Linked DNA regions of Homo sapiens: region 2 is linked to region 1. Evidence: read pairs that join two places in POLR2A ChIA-PET (ENCODE). Cell type or tissue: OCI-LY7. All regions are shown on one strand.

What was found. Peaks named below come from ENCODE experiments on the same cell type or tissue, not always from the same donor. Only the 100,000 strongest peaks of a DNase experiment are listed, where the experiment ranks them.
Region 2: POLR2A ChIA-PET joins it to region 1 with 6 read pairs; 2 of 35 experiments call an interaction of 5 or more read pairs at or near these places.

The regions. Positions count from the first base shown.
Region 1 is chr3:112,165,887-112,169,886 of GRCh38, forward strand. SLC9C1 (solute carrier family 9 member C1) reads right to left here. Exons shown (of 29, transcript NM_183061.3): 24 at 3,311-3,442; 25 at 2,991-3,176; 26 at 1,335-1,461. Among named protein-coding and RNA genes, the nearest start is that of TBILA, 34 kb to the left of the region's middle. In OCI-LY7, no CTCF peak of the experiment used is centred here; a DNase peak (open chromatin) is centred at 2,015.
Region 2 is chr3:112,230,782-112,234,781 of GRCh38, forward strand. It overlaps SLC9C1 (solute carrier family 9 member C1), which reads right to left. Exons shown (of 29, transcript NM_183061.3): 13 at 580-705. Among named protein-coding and RNA genes, the nearest start is that of SLC9C1, 61 kb to the right of the region's middle. In OCI-LY7, no CTCF peak of the experiment used is centred here; no DNase peak of the experiment used is centred here.

The sequences.
Region 1 (4,000 bases):
GCAGGCCTCCTTGAGCTGCAGTGGGCTCCACCCAGTTCGATCTTCCTGGCCGCTTTGTTTACCTACTCAAGCCTAAGCAATGGCGGGTCCCCCTCCCCCAGCCTTGTTGCTGCCTTGCAGTTTGATCTCAGACTGCTGTGCTAGCAGTGAGTGAGGCTCCGTGGTCGTAGGACCCTCCAAGCCAGGCGCTGGATATAATCTCCTGGTGTGCCGTTTGCTAAGATCGTTGGAAAAGCACAGTATTAGGGTGGGAGTGACCCGATTTTCCAGGCGCCGTCTGTCACCCCTTTCTTTGACTAGGATAGGGAATTCCCTAACCCCTTGTGCTTCCCAGGTGAGGCAATGCCTTGCCCTGCTTCAGCTCACACTTGGTGCGCTGCACCCACTGTCCTGCACCCACTTTCTGACACTCCCCAGTGAGATGAACCCGGTACCTCAGTTGGAAATGCAGAAATCACCCGTCTTCTGCGTCACTCATGCTGGGAGCTGTAGATTGGAGTCTAGCATTTCTTTAAATGTTAAATGTGCATCCTTCGAGCTGGAGAGCTCCACATGGCTGGGGAGGCCTCAAGAAACTTACAGTCATGGTGGACAGCACCTCTTCACAGGGCAGCAGGAGAGAGAATCCCACATTGTGTTTTCAGTGCAAGTTTTCACCTGTGAATTGTCTTTGGTTGATCTCTTGATTGGTAATATTTTTTATAGACACAGGATTTTAAAATTGATTTCTATATTTCTATATTTTGAACATTATTTCTCCTTTAATGAATTGATCAATTAAATTCTATTATTATTACTTATTCAATAATTTTTAAATTTTTAATATTTATCTCAAAATTCAATTTTTAAATTTATCTCAAAAGTATTTTTCAAATTTTAACCATGGTCTTAATAGTAGTGATTAAATAATCATATATGTTATGATTAAAGTTTTATCTATTAAAATCTGTAAGAAGAATAGGCTTTATATCAAAATTATTCATCTAGTTCCAGTGATTTATGTTTGTTGTTCAGACAGTACAATGCTCTTTTTATTGTTATTGCTATGTAACATATCTTAATTTTGGGGAAGAGCTAGTAATTCCCTCATTAACCTTTTTTCATATCATTTTGATAATTATGCACTTTTGTTCTTATGGATGAAATATATAATAATTTAAAAATGTAACTTCAATATTGTCTGTCTGAACTCATACATTGAATAGCAAATATGGCAGTTAAAAGGATTCCTCAATATATTAGGCAGAATGCAAACAACAGTTTCCAAATACACATATGGCTATTTTATAAAGGGAAAGTAAGTTTTCACAATTGCTGAAAGAAGTCTAACTCACCTATTAATCCTGGTGTAAGATAACTTTTATGTTTAGGAACAAACTTTCTAATATTCCTTCTGAATGTTTTCATGTTAATCGGAGTTTGAATAATCACTACTTTTGTGAAATCTTCAATACTTTGTATCTGAAAGTTGACAGAATGCAAGTTAATTTCTGAGCAAATATCCTACAATTAAAAATTTACCTAGTAAGCTGCTATTTCTGGCTTTCTCTAGGTATCTGGGAAAAATGGAAAATATTAACAAATCAACACAAATAAGATTAATATCTTAAAATACTTGGATATATTGGTTTTGTAAAAGTCACTATTCCATATACATTCATTGATTTTTAAATATTTCTATTCCATATGAAAAAAATGATTAAGAATGAATTACCAATGGCCCTTTAAAAATCATCCAGAGACTTTTTCCACATGGCAGAAAGAAAGTTTAATGAAAAGAGTATTTCAAAATATTCTTTTCATTAAACTTTCTTTCTGCCATATAGAAATATTTCAAAATATTCTTCCACCTTGTGGTTGTTTTCAATATAGTTTGAATCACACTGGTACCCAAATCCACAATGAGTAGGGCTCTGTTTCTAGGAAAGTAGATAGAGTTTATCAGGCTTCAGGCTCCTGCTTGGCTGTCTAAATTCTCAACAAGCACCCACACCAAATCTCTGTTACATGTTCAAGGATAGAGGTAGAGAGCAGCGTAGCGGAGAATGTTTCACTTCCTCTCATTAAGCATTATGTCAGTGCTGGTGATGTCCACTTAGAAAATTTTCTTGTGATCCTTTCTCACCTTGGGATCCCTCCCATTCCCATTACACTTTTTTCTTATGTCCAAAATCTACCCTGTAAGTGCTTTTATCCTAGCTGTAAAACATCTTATTAATATCTTTACTTATTTGTTTCTTTTCACTTGGTTGAGAGATCTCTTGAGGATAAGTTGTAAGTATCATTTTTTTTATCATTTCAATATATAGCACTGTATTCCAGCATATTTTAAATAACTCTGAGTCCTCTTTGAATTACTTTTTGTAGCTGTGTCTTTTATGTGCCCTGATTCCTATTGACATGTGCCTCTCTGATTCTCCCCCAACACAAAACAATACACACACACACACACACACACACACACACACACACACACACACAACTTCTTTCCTTCTTTACATGGCTCAGGTTCTCATTTTGATTGGCAGGGGAACTCAATTAGCAATTTAAATATGAGAAGACATTCACTTTCAAAGCAGCTGTAGGAATACTACTAATACTCAATTCAGCATCAGTCTGGCAGAACCTTTCTAGAGCATTGTTGATACAGTTTTTCTGCAACATGTGAGTAAAATAAATGCACCCTCTTTTGCAATGAATAACTGTACCAAAATCTAACTGTAACCAAAATGTCCAGCTTGGCCTTCATAGGCATTGGATGGGAATAGCTTGTGCTTGGGCTAGCAAGTGCCAAAGCAGTCAATGAACTTGGTGTGTGTGGGCCTATGTGGGTGTGGTTGTGGGTATGAGTGAGTGTTTATGGAGTGGTGGGAAAAGGGAGAAGATTGGAAGATGAAAAGCTTAAGATTATAGTGACAGTTTTTCTGACGTTAATACATTGTTGGACATATGGCATATTGATCTGAAGACAGGAATCAATATTTCTTTACCTGATGGCATGTTATAGGAATTAAGAAAGGTGCTCTATAAGTTTTTCGTAACAGACAATCTTCTACAGCTCCATGTATGAGGATAACATAGATTAGATTTTCATCATAAATATCAGTTTTGGTACTCATTGGTATATCTACTACATAAATATTAGAGAGCTTTAGTTGCATATTGTAGTTCCAATCCTGTTTTAGAAAACACAATTTCAGTCTATTATTAGTCTATGAAGTTCAGTATATATTCATAAATAGTCAATTATAATGTTTTAATGCCATTCCATTCAAAGAAAGAAAGACAAGTTTATACAAGCACTTCCTACCTCATAAGATAAGTGTTCTCTGATTTTTCTGGCTGTAATAGCGAGTCCAAGTTTTAGCCACATTTTTTGTTTAATGAGAGGAGAGCATTGCTCAAAAGCATCATACAAGTGAGTTTTGGGAATAAAACATGTCTGGAAAAGAAGGATGTAAATTTGATATTTTATTTTGTGCACTATGGTTTAAGGAATAAAGTTTTTTTGTTTATGTACACTATTAAAGCTAATAATTTAATTAGGTAAGATTCACATAATAGCATGGAAACTTAGTAAAATGTGTCTATCAATGAAAATTGGTGTGTCCTTTCCCTATGTTGTTGTTGACTTTGTCAAAATCAGTTGGCTGTAAAATGTGGCTTTATTTCTGGGTTTTTAAATTCTGTTCCATTGATGTATGTGTATATTTGTAAACCAGTTTCATGCTGTTTTGATTACTATATCTTTATAGTATAATTTGAAGTTAGGTGATGTGATTCCCCCAGCTTTGTTCTTTTTGCTTAGGATTGCTTTGGATATTTGAGCTCTTTTTTGGTTCCATATGAATTTTAGGATAGTTTTTTCCAATTCTGTGAAAATCAGGGCATTTTGATAGATATTGCATTCAATCTATAGGTTGCTTTGGGCAGTGTGGTCACTTCAACAGTACTAATTCTTCTGATCCATGAGCATAGGATGTTTTTCATTTGTTTGTGT
Region 2 (4,000 bases), 65 kb after region 1:
CCTGGAGAGAAAATGAAAACTAGCCTATTAGCAATTTCCAACAGTTTGTATGCTGCTGTGCTACAGCATTTCTCTAATTTTTAGCTAATATTTGAATGAAAACATAATACTCTCTTCAGTCAGCTATTAGAGGATTTGGCTGTATCATTACATGAAAAACTGGCTTGGATCCAGAGATGGGCAATATCACAGAACTGATTGCCTAACACATCTGAAGTTTAACCCCAGTTGCAATTTCTACAATTGGGATCTGTCAAATTCCCAATTCTTCATAAATAAATCACTCTTTACTTAAGTTAATGTGAGTGAATTTCTTTCTTTCCTTCTTTCTCTGTCTTTCGTCTCTCTCTCTCTCTTTTTCTCCCTTTCTTTCTTTCTTTCTCTTTCTTTCTTTTTCTTTCTTTCCTCTCTCTCTTTCTTTTTCTTTCCAATCAAGCAGATTCCTAAGACAATGTCAAACTTCCCTTTGCCTTTGTAAACAATCTATTAAGTGAGCATGATCAAGATGTCTTTATAAAGGAGGAATTTTTCAACATAATTTTTGGCCAAACATAATTTCAAAAGAGAATAATACAGTACTATTTGTGCTGACAAGAGACGCCTGTTGGCCAGCTCCATTGCTTCAGTGTTAAAGATCTCATCTATTTCCTTGTTACAGTGTGGACATTTCACCTTCTGATGTTCTGTTGTTTCTTCTTCGTTCAACTAAATAAAACATAAATAAAAGAACAAAAAATACATGAATATTAACATATTGTTTAGCAAAATCCACAAGCAATTTTTGTACCAGTTTGCATTGAAAAATGGTAGCAAATCTGGTAGATAAGAAAAATGTTCAGATCCTCATCATTTGCTCAAATGTCCTAATCATTTGCTCAGTTATAGAAGGTAAAATAATTGTCAGTTTTGCGGGGAGGAGTTATATCATATCTTTACTTTTACACGGCATTATTAACAGTTTAAAAAGCTATCACATATATGATCATGCTTTACACTAGCAGTTTTCAAAGTGTGGTCTCCCAGCAGCATCAGAATCACCTGGGAATTGTTAGAAACGTGCATTCTCAGATCCCACCTTAGACCTAGTGAATCATAATTGGAGGAGTGGGCGTCAATCTGTGTTTCTAAAACCCCATTTGAAAATTTTGCTGCAGCTAAAGCTTGACAACCACTGCTTTAAAATGATACTTAATGTAAAATAGAAAGTGAACACACGTAAAGGAAATGGGAGTATGAATAATTTACAGATGAGAAACTGAAGCTTAGAGAAAATTGATGATATGCTCAAAATTACAAAGCTATTAAGTGAGAAAGCTAGGCTATAAAGCCAGATTTTCTGATTCCAAGGTTGGTGTTCTATCTTTAATACTATAATATCCCTCATGTTTGCATCACAAAAAGGAGAATGTAGTCATTTGATCCTCTGCCTTCTAAAACAGATCAAGTACCAGAGTGGTGGCCCCAACACTGGCTTCTGCATTAGAATTAGCTGGGTAGTGGACTTAAAATATTCCTGGATCCCTGCTCAGACCACCTGCATAAAAATCTTCAGAGAGTAGGTGAAAACTCAATCAATATTTTGAGTAAACTATCTGGATAATTCTGATGCAGACAAGTCAGCAAAAGTTCACAATCAGGTATTGGAAGCTACTAGAGAAATCTTTGGATATGACATGGTACTTGTTCCATCCAGAAATCCTGGCAGTATTCCTGCAGGCACAAGTGTCAGTTCTAAATTCCTATCTGGAGCTTTAAGCACTGGTTCAGTGGATATGAAATGGATTTTTTCAGAATTCTACTTCATAGAGACTAATTATCTCACCTAAGCACTCCCAGAAGTTGGCCCCTCATATTGTGTTTTGCAAAAAAAACAAAAACAAAAACATTGTAAAAACCATTGAAAACTGGACATGATGTAGGACACGGAAAAGTGCAGCAGCTGTGAAGACCCCAGGACAACTTTTATTATTTCCCTTTAGGGAAACCATGACTGATTAGTGTGCTGAGTGTTCTTAAAAGAATGAGTCTGACTGCAGATATCTTAAAGCATATCTCAGAAGCAGAAGGTGACATCTCCCACAGCTAAACTTTGGCTTTGAATTCTATTTTATATTGAAAATATTTTTAACCATAAATTAAGGTCTAGCAAATGCTTAGATACACAATAGCCTAAATAAATAAACAAAGACCCCTGACCCCTCCCAATTTGGTCAAAAACTAGCCATTTTCTAAGGTTCACTTTCATACACACACACACACACACACACACATATATATATATATATATTATATTTTTTTTTTTTTTAAGAAAGGGTATCTCTTTGCTGCCCAGGCTGGAGTGCAGTGGCACAATCACGGTTCACCACAGCCTCAACCTCCCAGGCTTGAGTGATCTTCCTACCTCAGTCTCCCGAGTAGCGGGGACTACAGATGCACACCACCACCCAACTAATTTTTTGTATATTTTATAGACACATGGTTTTGGCATGTTGCCAGGTTCGTCTCAAACTGCTTGGCTCAAGCAATTCACCTGCCTTGGCTTCCCAAAGTGTTAAGATTACAGGCATGAGCCACTGTGCTGACCTATGATGTCTTTTAAAGGGAGCTCCAATACACAGCCTCCTCTTTTGAATTTAAACATATATATTTTAAACATACACATAAAACATATATTTTATTTTCAAATTTTTGGTATTTCTTGATTCTTTTTTTCATTATACTTTAAGTTCTAGGGTACATGTGCACAATGTGCAAGTTAGTTACATATGTATACATGTGCCATGTTGGTGTGCTGCACCCATTAACTCGTCATTTACATTAGGTATCTCTCGTAATGCTATCCCTCCCCCAACCCCCACCCCACAGCAGTCCCCAGTGTGTGATGTTACCCTTCCTGTGTCCATGTGTTCTCATTGTTCAATTCCCACCTATGAGTGAGAACATGCAGTGTTTGGTTTTTTGTGCTTGTGATAGTTGGCTGAGAATGATGGTTTCCAGCTTCATCCATGTCCCTACAAAGGACATGAACTCATCATTTTTTATGGCTGCATAGTATTCCATGGTGTATATGTGCCACGTTTTCTTAATCCAGTCTATCATTGTTGGACATTTGGGTTGGTTCCAAGTCTTTGCTATTGTGAATAGTGCCACAGTAAACATACGTGTGCATGTGTCTTTATAGCAGCATGTTTTATAATCCTTTGGGTATATACCCAGTAATGGGATGGCTGGGTCAAATGGTATTTCTAGTTCTAGATCCCTGAGGAATTGCCGCACTGTCTTCCACAATGGTTGAACTAGTTTAGAGTCCCACCAACAGTGTAAAAGTGCTCCTATTTCTCCACATCCCTCTCCAGCACCTGTTGTTTCCTGACTTTTTAATGATCGCCATCCTAAGTGGTATGAGATGGTATCTCGTTGTGGTTTTGATTTGCATTTCTCTGATGACCAGTAATGATGAGCATTTTTTCATGTATCTGTTGGCTGCATAAATGTCTTCTTTTGAGAAGTGTCTGTTCATATCATTTGCCCACTTTTTGATGGGGTTGTTTTTACTTGTAAATCTCTTTGAGTTCATTGTAGATTCTGGATATTAGCCCTTTGTCAGATGCGTAGATTGCAAAAATTTTCTCCTATTCTGTAGGCTGCCTGTTCACTCTGATGGTAGTTTCTTTTGCTGTGCAGAAGCTCTTTAGTTTAATTAGATCCCATTTGTCAATTTTGGCTTTTGTTGCCATTGCTTTTGGTGTTTTAGACATGAAGTCCTTGCCCATGCCTATGTCCTGAATGGTATTGCCTAGGTTTCCTTCTAGGGTTCTTATGGTTTTAGGTCTAACATTTAAGTCTTTAATCCATCTTGAATTAATTTTTGTGTAAGGCATAAGGAAGGTATCCAGTTTCAGCTTTCTACATATGGCTAGCCAGTTTTCCCAGCACCGTTTGTTAAATAGGGAATCCTTTCTCCATTTCTTGTTTTTGTCAAGTTTGTCAAAGATCAGAT